Regions from separate parts of the Homo sapiens genome. Here region 1 is linked to region 2. The links are chromatin loops, found by intact Hi-C in ENCODE. Cell type or tissue: GM12878. All regions are shown on one strand. Links, peaks and the distances in the headings refer to the core of each region. The heading gives the core; the rest is flanking DNA. Region 1 has its middle 140 kb from the start of HHIP. Region 2 holds the start of LOC124900793 (a long non-coding RNA gene).

Region 1 (6,615 bases), core at 2,786-5,285, 180 kb before region 2:
ACTTAGCATATGTTCTCCAGTTCCATCCATGTTGTCACAAATGACACGATTGTTTTTCTTTATAGTGGCTGAATAGTATTCCATTGTGTATATGTGCCACATTTTTATTCATTCATCTGTGGATGGACACTTAAGTTGATTCCATAAAAATACTTGGGTTTTAATCCCTGCTTTTCCATAAGTTCATTGTGTATCATTTCTGGCCTCTGAAACTCCTTCTGGGTCCTCCAACATACTCTTTTAATAATGAGAATAGTTTAGAGAATAATGGATGCTGATGAGGATGTGGAGAGAGGAGAACACTTGTACACTGTTGATGAGAATGTAAATTAGTACAGCCATTATGGAAAACTGTATGGAGGTTCATCAAAACCCTAAAAATAAAAGTAATAGATGATTCAGCAATCCCACTACTGGGTGTATATCCCCTCAAAAAAGAAATCAATACATCAGAAAGATATCTGCACTCCCATGTTTATTGCAGCACTAATCATAATAGCCAAAATATGGAATCAAACCAGGTGCCCATCAATGGGTGAATGGATAAAGAAAATGTGGTATACATGCTCAATGGAAAATTATTCAGCCATAAAAAAGAATGAAATCTTGCCATTTGCAGCAACATGAATGGAAATGTGTCATTATGTCAAGTGAAATAAGCCAAGCGCTAGAAGACAAATATTGCATGTTCTCATTCATATGTGGAAGCTAAAAAAGTGGATCCCATGAAGATAGAGTAGATTGGTGGTTACCAGAGGCTGGGAAGGGTTAAGGGAGAAGGGGATGAAGAGAGTTTGATTAATGGGTAGAAATATACAGCTTGGAGGAAGAAATAAGACCTAGTGTTTGATAGATCAGTAGGGTAATTAGAGTTTACAGTAATCTATTGTATATTTTGAAATAGCTAGAAAAGAATGATTTTAATATTCTAGTATAAAGAAAAGACAAACATTTAAAGTGAAAGATATCCCAGTAACATTGATTTGAACTTTACAAATTATATGAATGTATTAAAGTATCACATGCCCCAAACTATGCACATCTATTAAGTACCAATACAAAAATAAAAATAGTCTCTCCAGCTCTAATATTCTGATTTTATTATTCCTGCAATTAGATTTCTATCAAATAGGCAGAGAGGAGTACACTAATATCTTAAAAATAGCTGTCATATGTGGAGAAAGGCACATGCTCATATGTCTAAAGATGAGTATTAATGAAAAAAAGTCATATGACTGGAAAAAAAAAACTTCGAATTAGAACACTACTCATGTTTCTATTTTTTCTCATTCACCAAACATTGTCTTTAGCTGCTGTTTTCTCTGCCCGGAATTTCTTTCAGGAGAGTGTGCCATTAGCAGAAAACTTAAATGCATCTAAGGAATTTTTTCTACAATGATTAAAAATTAGCCAAGAATATAACATTTTGAAAGCATTACTTCATGGTTAATCTTCGTTTTGAAACAGATTCTACCATAGACTGTGGAAGGAAGTAGCTAGCATGCATTGAGCCTATCTCTATATTTGAATGAATGCTTCATGTTTAACATTCATTGCTTCATTTAATATCACAGCACTAAAAGAAAGATATTAATAACCTCTTTCATCAACAGAGGTAGAAAACCAAGGCATAAAGTTTAATAACTTACTCAAAGTCACATATGTAATAAACGTTGGAATCTAAATTTAAAACAAATGTGTGTAATTCCAAAGTCTTTCCTCTATAACATATGAGTATATTTATACTGTATTTTGCCTCATAGAAAAGATTCAGCTTATTAACCAGTATCTAAGTTAGGTTTCCTTACTCTAGACAAAGTACATACAGAGTCATGTAAGTATAATACTTTAATTAAACTGTCAAGCACAAATTATTAAATTTGATGGGTATTAACATAAATTCAAAATAAGGGAGAAAAGAATATTCTTATTTTGCAAGAGAGTAATGTATGGTCTTTCTTGTGGAAGATACAACCAATGTTTCAAAAGTTGCCAAAGGGATTACACATCTTACTGAGATGGCCTCATCGCACTGGCCATTCTTTTCAAATAATATTTTCCTACTGCACTCTGGCTTTAACCTAGAGAGTTTCAAGGACCAAAGAGGCAGGAAGTAGAGGCATGGCCATCAGAGCAGTGAGTCAAAAGCAGGCATAGAGTGTAAAGGCCACTAAAGTGAAAATCAAAGAACCACCCCAGTACCTTTTTGATGTTCCTGGCTGGGATTAAACTCCCCAAACATCCCCCTCATTCCATCCCCCATCCACATAAATACACTATTTATGTACTTCCCTCCACCCTCCTATATCTGGCAAAACCAGGGGCTGTGAAAGGGAAGAAGCAGGAGGAGCTTCCAGGTGTCCTGCTCCAAGGGATTAGAACAGCTCAGCTTTCAACTCTCCACTATCCCACGCATTTACTCCTTCATACTGTACCCATCACTCGCCCTGACAGGAAGAACACCTTGCACCTTTGGCTGTCTTCATAGGATGTATTTCTAAATAAAAGCACCTGTCTGTGAAAGCCAGTCATTCACAGGAGCCACCTAGGAGACAAGTGATTACGTGTTTGGGGAGTTTCTGTGCCTGAATGTTTCCAACAGCTCTATCTGCACTATACAGGCTTTTGTGAGATTTTGTGTTGAGAGAGAGACAGAAAAGCAGGTTCCTTGTCTCTTTGTGTCGGAAACACATCTGCAAAGTTGTCACACTCTACAGCAAGTAAACCAAAGGTAAACATTTAATAGTACTTGGAACTCTACCTCTTCTCCACTAAGGAGAGTTAAAACATGTTGCTTAAATAAAAAGTTTGGCTGAAATGAGATTCTTCTCCAAACACAAAAGGAGGTTGTAATTTTAAGCATTTTTCTCCTTGGATTTAATCATGAATATTAAGTATTGGTACCCAAGTGCCAGAGTAACAAACTAAAGTAAAGACCACCCATTAACTTAATTCCAAAGGCTTATTTCATGTAACTCAAGCTCCAGTTATCTGAGAGTGAGTGGTGCTATTCACAACTGCCCATAACAAAAACCAAAAGAGTTTATGGCAATTTGACCTTTTCATTTTTCACAAGTTTATTTTCAGATAGCTAGGAAAATATTTTTCACTTGTATTTGATGACATGATTTCAAAAGCATCTTGACTAATTTCTCAATTAGCCAGGATCACCCCAAATGCCACTCACATTGAATCATGAGCCAAAAAGGCCATTATTCACTAATGAAAATGTAGCAAAACATACTTTGGACCCAATAATTCACAAGATACTAATTCACAGAAGCAACTGACTTTCTCCTACATTTGTAGTTTGACACATCTTAATACCATTCCTTTTATTTCTTTTTATGTATTTTCATTCTATTCAGGTCTAAACACTCCAACCCTGTCCTATCAACACCAATACTTCATCTTCCTCCATGGCCATTTTAGATGAAAATGAAAATGGAAATGTCTTTTGATATTTCAAAATCTATAGTGCACCTCTCTTTCCTCCTGAAAACAAGATATCACAGATGTTTCAGTCAAAGATCTGAGAATAAAATCACTTCTGCAATTGTGACATGATGCCAAAAGTGAAAACACATTCTTAATGCATTACTTGCCTGGAAAAATAAACTGCATTATGGGGAGAAATGTGGAACAAGGTAATCTTAGAAGCCCAGGAGCATAAGAAAGTTAAACTTCTTGACTTGTATCAAATGTTGACAATTCTAACTTCTCTGTTTCAAGAGGACTCTCTGGGACACATTTGCAACATTGCTTAAAAGTCCTGCCACCTAGTGGAAGAAGTAAATAAACCAGTCCTCAGGTAACCTGCCAAATGGAAAGACCCTACAAAAACAGATCCTCTTATCAACACACTCTCCCTTCAAAAATCATATTTTGAAACTAACTTTCATAAAATTTTAAGATTAATCAAATGGGTCATTTTAGTTTTCCTTGTTCAAATGTATCACATTCAGGGTAGGAAAGACTTGTGTTTAAGCACTGGGAACTACGGGTAGAATCCAAAAATAGCTTTTGTTAATCTGCTTTAGTTGATAGTTTTCAAAATGGACTCCTCAGAGTTAAGAAATAAACCAGATCCATACCAGCTTCCCCTTGCAGAAGGCACTTAATCCTCCAAAGGCTCAGCAGAAGAACTCTTTATAGAAGGGATTTCTTTAGTTGGCTAAGATAAAAAATCTTGCCTCAACAAGAAGATAGATCATCAGTGGCCAGACCTCACAGATAGCCACTAAGTTTCTAAGAAAACTTCCTGATGAGTCATGCTGAGAGAAAACTTCTCAGAACAACTTTGATCAAAGTTCAATTCTTGAGTAAGATCAATATTGCATGGTTGGTCCCAGTCATACCAACAGATATGTTATGACAGCAATCAATTCCTCAGTGACCTGAAGGAGTAGACTTGCCTCCCTGCCTACCTGGCTAAGAAAACATGAATGTCTTTGAGCGACCAAAGCAAAAAAAGTGTGGAATTACTACACACTGCACATGGAGATGTTTCTATAATACAGTGTCACTAAACACACTTGCTATTAGCCAAAGGCTATTTTAGAGTCTTCTTTGTCCATAGGTAAGTGCATATGGTCCTAGGCAAACACCTATTAGCTCTTTCTAAAAGCCCAAGGCTATTCAAAGGGAAATAACATTTGCTTCTGTTAGAAAGCTATTATTCCAGATCCCATTAGTTACATCTTCAATTGTATCTCCTGTCTCTGGGGTAAATGATCTAGTGACAGACACTTGTGGATAAATGATCTACAGATGAACACATGTGAGGTTTAAGTTTATATGTATAAAACACTTTGAAGGGAGTTATGAAAGATCATCTTACCACTCAGTATTCAAGAATTATGCTCTGTGCCTTTATCCAAACTTTCCATTACTTGTTCAGTTTTTTTTAAACAAACACCATTGTTTACAGATCCAGATTTGATTTCACAAAGAATTTATTTCATAATTTGAGACTAAAGTGCTTTTTATAATTTAATTATTTGTATTGCTACATTCAAGAAGTTTTTCCATCACTCTAACAGAAAAACACGTTTTTTAAAGTTTTAAAAACAAGAGAATCTTTAAAACTGGTTCAAAATAAAGGAACTACAGTATGTCCAAAGAATGTGAAATATATTTGTAATAAAAGACCTACTGTATTTCCAAAAGAATGTGAAATATAATTATTGTTTTATAATTTATCATTCTTTCGTAACAATTTTCATAACTATTTATATGATTACATGGTCTCCTTTCTAAAGGAAGTAAATGAGAAACCAGTATAAGAACCTCAGACCTACCCTACAAAAAATACTAAAGGGGGTTCTTCAGGGTGAAATTAAAGGAATCCAGATGGTGACTCAAATCCACATGCAGAAAAAAATGAGCACCTGTAAGGATAATTACATAGGTAAAACTAAAAGAATAAATCGATTTTTGTTTGTAATTTGGTTTTCTTCACCCTTTTTTTAATGTTTATTTTCAGTTCAGGGGTACATGTGCAGGTTTGTTAATATAGGTAAACTTGTGTCATGGAGGTTTGTTGTGCAGATTATTTCATCACGCAGGTATTAAGCCTAGTACCCATTAGTTATTTATCCTGATCCAACCCTCACCCTCCAAAAGGCTCCAGTGTGTATTGTTCCCCTCTATGTGTCCTTGTGTTCCCATCATTTAGCTCACACTTATGAGTGAGAACATGCAGTATTTGGTTTTCTGTTCCTGTGTTAGTTTGCTAAGGATGATGGCCTCCAGCTCCATTCATGCTCCTGCAAAGGACATAATCTTATTATTTTTTATGACTGTGTAGTAGTCCATGTACCACCGTGTATATGTACCACATTTTCTTTATCCAGTCTATCACTTATGGGCATTTAGGTTGATTCCATGTCTTCACTATTGTGAATAATACTGCAATAAACATACACATGCATGTGTCTTTATAATAGAATAATTTATATTCATTTGGGCATGTACCCAGTAATGGAATTTCTTGGTCAAATGGTATTTCTGTCTTTAGTACTTTGAGGCATCATCACGCTGCTTTCTACAATGGTTGAACTAATTTACATTCCCAACAACAGTGTATAAGTGTTCCTTTTTCTCCAAAACTTCGCCAGCATCTGTTATTTTTTGACTTTTTAATAATAAACATTCTGACTAGTGTCAGATGATATCTCATTGTTGTTTTGATTTGCATTTCTCTAATGATCAATGACGTTGAGGTTTTTTTCATATGATTGTATGTCTTCTTTTGAAAAGTATCTTTTCATGTCCTTTGCCCACTTTTTAATGGGGTTGTTTGTTTTTTTGCTTGTTAATTTGCTTAAGTTCCTTATAGATGCTGGATATTGGACCTTTGTCATATCCATGCATTACAAAACTTTCTTCAATTATGTAGGTTATCTGTTCACTCTGTTGATACTTTCCTTCGCTGTACAGAAGCTCTTTAATTTTATTAGATCCCATTTATCAATTTTTGCTTTTGTTGCAATTGCTTTTGGCATCTTCATCATGAAATCTTTGCCTGTTCCTATGTCCTGAATGTTATTGCCTAGATTGCCTTCCAGGGTTTTGATAGTTTTGGGTTTTACATTTCGGTCTTTAATCCATCTT
Region 2 (6,615 bases), core at 2,541-5,040:
GTGATAAGAGCTTCACCTCCTCCATTCTCACTTGATTCTTCACTTCTGAGATACAGAACACAGGGCGAGAAGAATCAAAGTTAGTTAACTAAGATAGAATTTATCAACCATTAACAGTTATAGGCCTTATGATTCCATAAAGTTTCCAAAAGGCAGTATCAGATACAAAAACCCAAGCATCCATATAAAAATTGGATCCTTTCATTGCCATTTGGTCAAGGAACAAGATGAAACATGAAAATAACTCTAGTTCAGAAGTCAGAAGACCTGAGTCATTTACTACTTGTGGTTTCAGTTTCGTCTGTCCTGTGGGGGTGACACACCTGCTTTACTTACCTGACAGGGTTGCTTTAAGAATTTGCGAAAAAATGGGCATGGATGTTCTTCGTAAACAATAAAATATTTTACAAAATATTTGAATAATTTACTTTCATTTTATGTGTATAAAAATGAAATATATTTTTAAAAGAAATTTTTATTAAAATCTTTCAAAAGGTCTTCTAAAAGATTCTTAATAAAATTTTCTAGTTCTTATCATAAACATAAGGGGTAGGGGTAGCAAGACAGCAGCTACCCAAGGAATAAGACAACAGAAAGCTCAAAATCTGGCATCAGGGAGAACTCTAAAAATACTTAAATCTTTCTAAGAAAGTCTGTAGAAGAGGGATTCACAATTTTCCACAAGAACCAATTTAAATTTAATAGCTGATTTTTACACTACAAATCAGCAAAATATTCATACAAGCAGAGTTATTTATTGGCCACCCCAGGGCATTTGTCCTTAGATTGGCCCCTTCTTGCATCTTTACAATGTTTTTGGACACCTGTGAAATTCTGAAGGCAAAACAAAACATCTGCTCACACTCATGCCTCTGAGTCTTATGAGTCAATTTTATTATTAAGGGTGTTATCAGAGTAGGACTTAGATTAGACCACATGTAAACAGCAATGGTAAATTGGATAGATGAAATATTATTTTAATTGAGATTATACTAATTCATTTATAATTTTTGCTAATCCAATGAAGGACCCCTAATTGTCTAAGTGCCTCAGAGCCAAAGTTACTTACACAAGGCCAAAATAATTAAACACAAGCCTCAGTATGAAGTAAATTCAATAGTTCAAGATGAAGTTTGGAGATACATGAATTTCTCTAAGAAGGACGGGGGAAAAAGAGACACATCATGCTTTACACGGCTCAGTTTAGATTAAATCACATTAATATTTTCTAAACAAAGTTGTAAAGTCACAAAATGTCTTAATATTCACTAAGAAGTCACAGAAATACAATTTAATACTTTTCTCTGTATTAAATCAATCTCCTCCTCTCCACCTCTCCATCCTTTTATCTCTCCCTCCATCCTTCCTTCCTCTTTTTTCTGAAAAGCAATGAGCTTATCTGCCAAATAAATAGGAAACAATATAGCCTGGCCTTCTTTTCATTTTTTAATTTTTTGTCTCCTTCCTGCATCACCCCTCTTCCCTAACAAGTGAAGTGAAGAGAGAAGATTTTATTTGATTAGGTCAAAGGTGAGGATCCCAGGACAACATTGTCCTTTTGTCTTTGGTATGGCAGAAAACATAAAACCAGAGGCTACATACCTAACTTATCCACACATACCATCAACATCAATAAGTATTCTACCACCTAGCCTCAGGCAGCTGATTTCTTATAGCATTCTGCCCTCCAACCACTCCTCTGTCCTAATCACCCAGCTTTCTTTCGACTGCTCATCCATTCCTTATATTTTTGTCTTAGCTACTGTTTGTAAATAAGAAGCAGCTACATCCTACCTACGTATTGTAACAGTGACATGAATCTTTCTGATGCCCAAGTGATGTCAAATTATTGCTATGAGGTATTCGATACTAGACAATATTATGTAGAAGAGATGATAGAAAGATAGTCTAACACATACACGTACATACATGCATACGTATATAGGGGGAGTTATTTCAGAGTTACTCAAAGATAAATATTCTATTTAGTAGTTCTATTACTTAGTCGAATTCATCTAAGCTGTTTTCTCCAATCTGAAAGAGAGATAATAAGACCTATTTTGTAGGAATGTTGTAGGAATTAAATATTACATAAAGAATATCATGTGACTGGCACAAAGAAAGTGCTCAGTAAATGTTAACTATTTTTAATGTTGTGAGGATGAGAAACAGTTTATGCAAGGAATCAAGCAGGGTGTCAGGCCTAAGTAGACATTCAAAGGGACCTGGGTCCCTCTAAATGGCAATCTTTTCTTCCTTTTTCATATTTTAGTATTAAAAGATGTAAGTGAACAAGATCACCAAATAACAACACTTGTAATTCACATGAACAAAAAAATAAAATCAGCAGATAACTTTATTGCAAAAACACTTAAAAGGACCTTTTTAGCAAAGAATACGATTCAAATTCAACCTATTACTATTCCAGATAATGCTGGAATTACTTCCCAAGTTGGAAATAGCATACTCGCTGGATAGACTGGATCTTGTTGTCAGTCGTGTGATATTTTCAACAGGCATGGGAGAAAAGAGAGTCTAGTATGGGGATAACTAAATCTTAACAGTTGCTGAAAGAACAACTTACTCTCTGACGTCTTTGGGATGAAAAATTATCTATTCACTTGACAAGCACACATGACAAATGCCAAATGCCCTGTATATCTTATGTTATATGAAATTAAAGATGTGGTACTGTTTGCATTATGGTGATAATTTCTTTAACAATTATTTTTATTATCAAATATTTCAAATTTTTAAAAATGGTAGAGCATATAATGAACCCCTGGGTATATACTACCGGCTTAAGAAATGAAACATTACAAATGTAATTGAAACCCCCCTGTGTTCTCATTTCTCAATTCCCCTGTTTCGTAGAACTCAAGGTAATCACACTGAATTTGTTGTTATTTATTCACATGGGGTGCATTCTTCAGGGTTACTTCCTCAGGCTAAGTTAAAACAGCCAGTCTTCTATCAATCTTCAGACTTAATTATTCCCTTTGTGCCTTTGAGTAGAATTTATGAAGTGGCAAGGTTTAATGATATTAGAATTAGGTCCTACTTCTTAAATTAAATCCAAAAGATGGGAAATACCATTTTAAGGCCACAACAACTGTGAAATGTAATGTTCTTTAAAAAAAAAATCAAGTCAAGGATATTTAGAAACATGTGAAAAAAGACTTTACAGATGTGGAAAGAATTCCAGATTTGAGTTTCAGTAATATGGAAAACTATACATAAAAACTCTCCTGCTAGATAAACTGGAAATGCTGGGAAAAAATACATGAACTTATAATGCTTAGCTGAGCTCATATAAAAGAAAAATATACAGATGCCAGGAATAATGAAGCAACTGAAAACCGGACTGGCACATGAGTAGTCTATCCTGTGTTTGCCTCGATGGTGGGTGGTGAGTAGGAGTTGTCATCTAGGAGTTTGATTTTTCAGGGAATGTGAAAAAGAAAAAACATAGGAGATGAGAACTTAACTCTTGCAATGTGGCATACTGAAACTAAGATCTCTGTATAAAACTCGAAGAGCTAAACTCTCTGGCCACCAGCAAAAGAAGACAATAGACAATAGTGAAACTGGTTCTTCTATGCTTGGGCTCTAGGTGGGGAAAAGAAATCTCTTGAGAATCCATAATATGAGCCTGAACTCATACAGGATTGAAATTATCTCAAATGTGGCCTAGAAAGCCACAAGTCAAGAAATTACAAAGAAATAGGTCCCAAGCCAGGGATCTCTAGAGAGTACATGCAGAAGTAAACCCAAAACTATTCTGAAAGACAATTCTTAACCCAGGCTGCACAGGAGTTTTACAGACAAAGCCCTGCTGAAGATAAGCTCACAATGCAAGGTTTAAAACAAAAGAGAAAACAATCCACACTGGGTGGAAAAACCCATAGAAATACCCAAGAAATTCACATAATGAAAGTGTCTTACAGAGATTACTAAATAATTATGACAAAAAGAATTATCACATATTTTCACTGAGTCTAAAATCTAAAAATTTGATAACTACTACAAATTCTGAATTCCTTAATATACATAAAAATAAAAAATGGAGAGCCACTGTTAAGAGAAGGATTAATAACTGCACTTTTGGGGACGATCAAGGCAAAATCAGAAATAGAAAACATTGAATTATTTGCCACTGGCTTGCATTGGCACCGTGTAATAATAAATATAAAGTTGTAAATGCACATTTTAGCTACTGCAGGAAAACACCTCCTCTCAGAAATGTGTAAACTGATGCTCTTTCATCAAAAGGGCCTACAAAAACACAGACGTAGAGCAAGTTACTACCCTATATAGCATCTAGAGGATGTTGCTCTACACACCAAAGCTCACGTGATAGTTTTAAAGTTAGGGGTGGCAGTGGTAAAGAAATAGGATATATTCATCTTTACATGTTTTCTTATATATATTTGTAATGCCTTATAGATTAATGATCAATATATTCACCACTGTTCCATTACTTATTCTTCTGAGGCTCCCATGTAATAGACACCTATATAAATATCTTAGCATGATATTCATATCTGTTAATTAACTTTAACATAAACTTGAAATTTCTGCTCACTTACACATAAGCAGTCAATGAGTTCTGTCTATTGTATTGTATATATCCAGTCATTCCTTGCCACTTCCACTGCCACACCCCTGTTTGGGTTGGCTGGTCATCACATCACACATGGATTTTTCCTTTCGTTATCAAATATTTTATTGCAAGCTTACTATGTATCAGGTACTATTGTCCTAAGTGCTACCTTATTAAAAGAATTTCAGTCCCTACCTTTATTGTCTCTAGTGCTTGCTGCTCCATTTGAATCTTGTTGACTTAACCTTCTTAAAAGACGTATTGTTCACCTGTTTAAAACCCTTTAATGAAAATAATAACAATAAAAAAATAAAAATCCTTCAATGGTTCCCTGGAACTTAGAAGATACAAACAGAAATTTTTACTTTGATACTGAAAGACTCTCCAAAATCTGGCCTCAAACTATCTTTCTAAAGTTTTCTGTCACCTAGATGTTTACTTGTATTGGTTTGGGAGGCAGTGTCTTCCAAATAAGCCATATCAATTTTTGTCTCATCAGAGTCAGACTGAGTAAAAAACAAAACCTAATTATATTTTGTTTACAGAAAACATATAATAAATACAGGAATGCAAAAGGGTAGCAAATAAAAGAATGGAAAAAAACATAGCATTCAAACATTAATCAAAAGAAACTAGTATAGTTTTATTAAATCAGACAAAGTAGATTTTATAGCAGAAAACATGACTACAGATTTAAAAATGTACACTTGAAAATAAGCATACTTCATAAGTATAATTCATAAATACTTCAAAATTTCTGGTTTGATCTGCCAGAAAGATACAATAATTCTAAATATGTATGTACTTACAAATATGGCCTCAAAACATATAAAGAGACAATTGACAGAATTATAAGGAAAAGCAGACATATCCACAATCATATGGAAGAGTTTCATACAACTTTCTTATTAACCGATAGACCAAGCAGACACAAAAATCAGTAGTATTAAAATATTGGATGATACACTAAAAAACCTAATTACTTGACATACATAGAACACTGCACCCCAAAACTCAAGGGTAAATACTATTTTCATGAAACATTAATAAAAATTGAGCATATGCTAGGATATTAAAGCAAGTTTCAACAAATTTCAAAAAATGTTCCCTGACCACAGAGCAATTATTCTGTAAGTCAATGATAAAAGGATACCTTGAAAATCTCTATATATTTAAGGAGAAAATTAAGCAACATGCTTCTAAATAAACTGTGGGTCAAAAAAAGCCATTCTTATAGAAATTAGAAAATATTGTAACTGAATAATTATGAATAATTAAGTGTCAAAACATATAAGATAAACTAGAGCTGCACTTGGAGGAAACTTTACAGCCTTTAAGTATATATTTTAGAAAAGAATGCTAAAAATCATTAATCTAAGTATCCATTTCAAAATGTTAGAAAAATAAGGTAAGTTAAGCCCAAAGAAAATAGAAGAAAATAATGAAGAGCGTGCAGCCATAAAAAATAACCAAACCATGTACTTTTCAGCAACATGGATGCAGCTGGAAGCCATTACCCTAAGCAAATTAAGGCAGACATAGAAAACCAAATACTGCATGTTCTCACTTAGAAGTGGGAGCTAAACACTGGATTCACATGAACACGAAGATAGTAACAATAAACACTGGATTCCAAACGCGGGGAAGGAGGGAGGAATGCAAGGGTTGAAGAACCACCTATTGAGTATTATGTTTATGTCCTGGGTGACGGAATCACTAGGAGCCCCAACCTCAGCATCATGCAATATACCTATGTAACAAACCTACACATGTACCTCTTCAATATAAACTAATAATTATAATAAGCAGAAATTAATACAATAAAATAAATATATGCAACAGAAGGGATCAATAAACCCACAAGTTTGTTCTTAGAAAAGACCAAAAGAATGGATAAGGTTTTGATGAGATTGATAAAGAGGAAAAAAGAGAAGTCACAAATAACCAATATCAGGAACGATGAGGAGTCTAACACTACATATTCTACAGACATTATAAAGATCATAAAATGA

Evidence for each region. Peaks named below come from ENCODE experiments on the same cell type or tissue, not always from the same donor. Only the 100,000 strongest peaks of a DNase experiment are listed, where the experiment ranks them.
Region 1: a loop joins it to region 2, with 6 times the contacts of the local background. A loop is called at or near these places in 1 of 110 quality-filtered maps.

Annotation. Positions count from the first base shown.
Region 1 is chr4:144,783,796-144,790,410 of GRCh38, forward strand. No RefSeq gene overlaps it. Among named protein-coding and RNA genes, the nearest start is that of HHIP, 140 kb to the left of the region's middle. In GM12878, for the core only: a CTCF peak has its summit at 3,791 (motif pointing left); a DNase peak (open chromatin) is centred at 3,784.
Region 2 is chr4:144,967,116-144,973,730 of GRCh38, forward strand. It overlaps LOC124900793 (a long non-coding RNA gene), which reads right to left and starts at 5,170. Exons shown (of 2, transcript XR_007058293.1): 1 at 4,799-5,170; 2 at 1-45. In GM12878, for the core only: no CTCF peak of the experiment used is centred there; a DNase peak (open chromatin) is centred at 3,676; H3K27ac peaks cover 1,898 bases.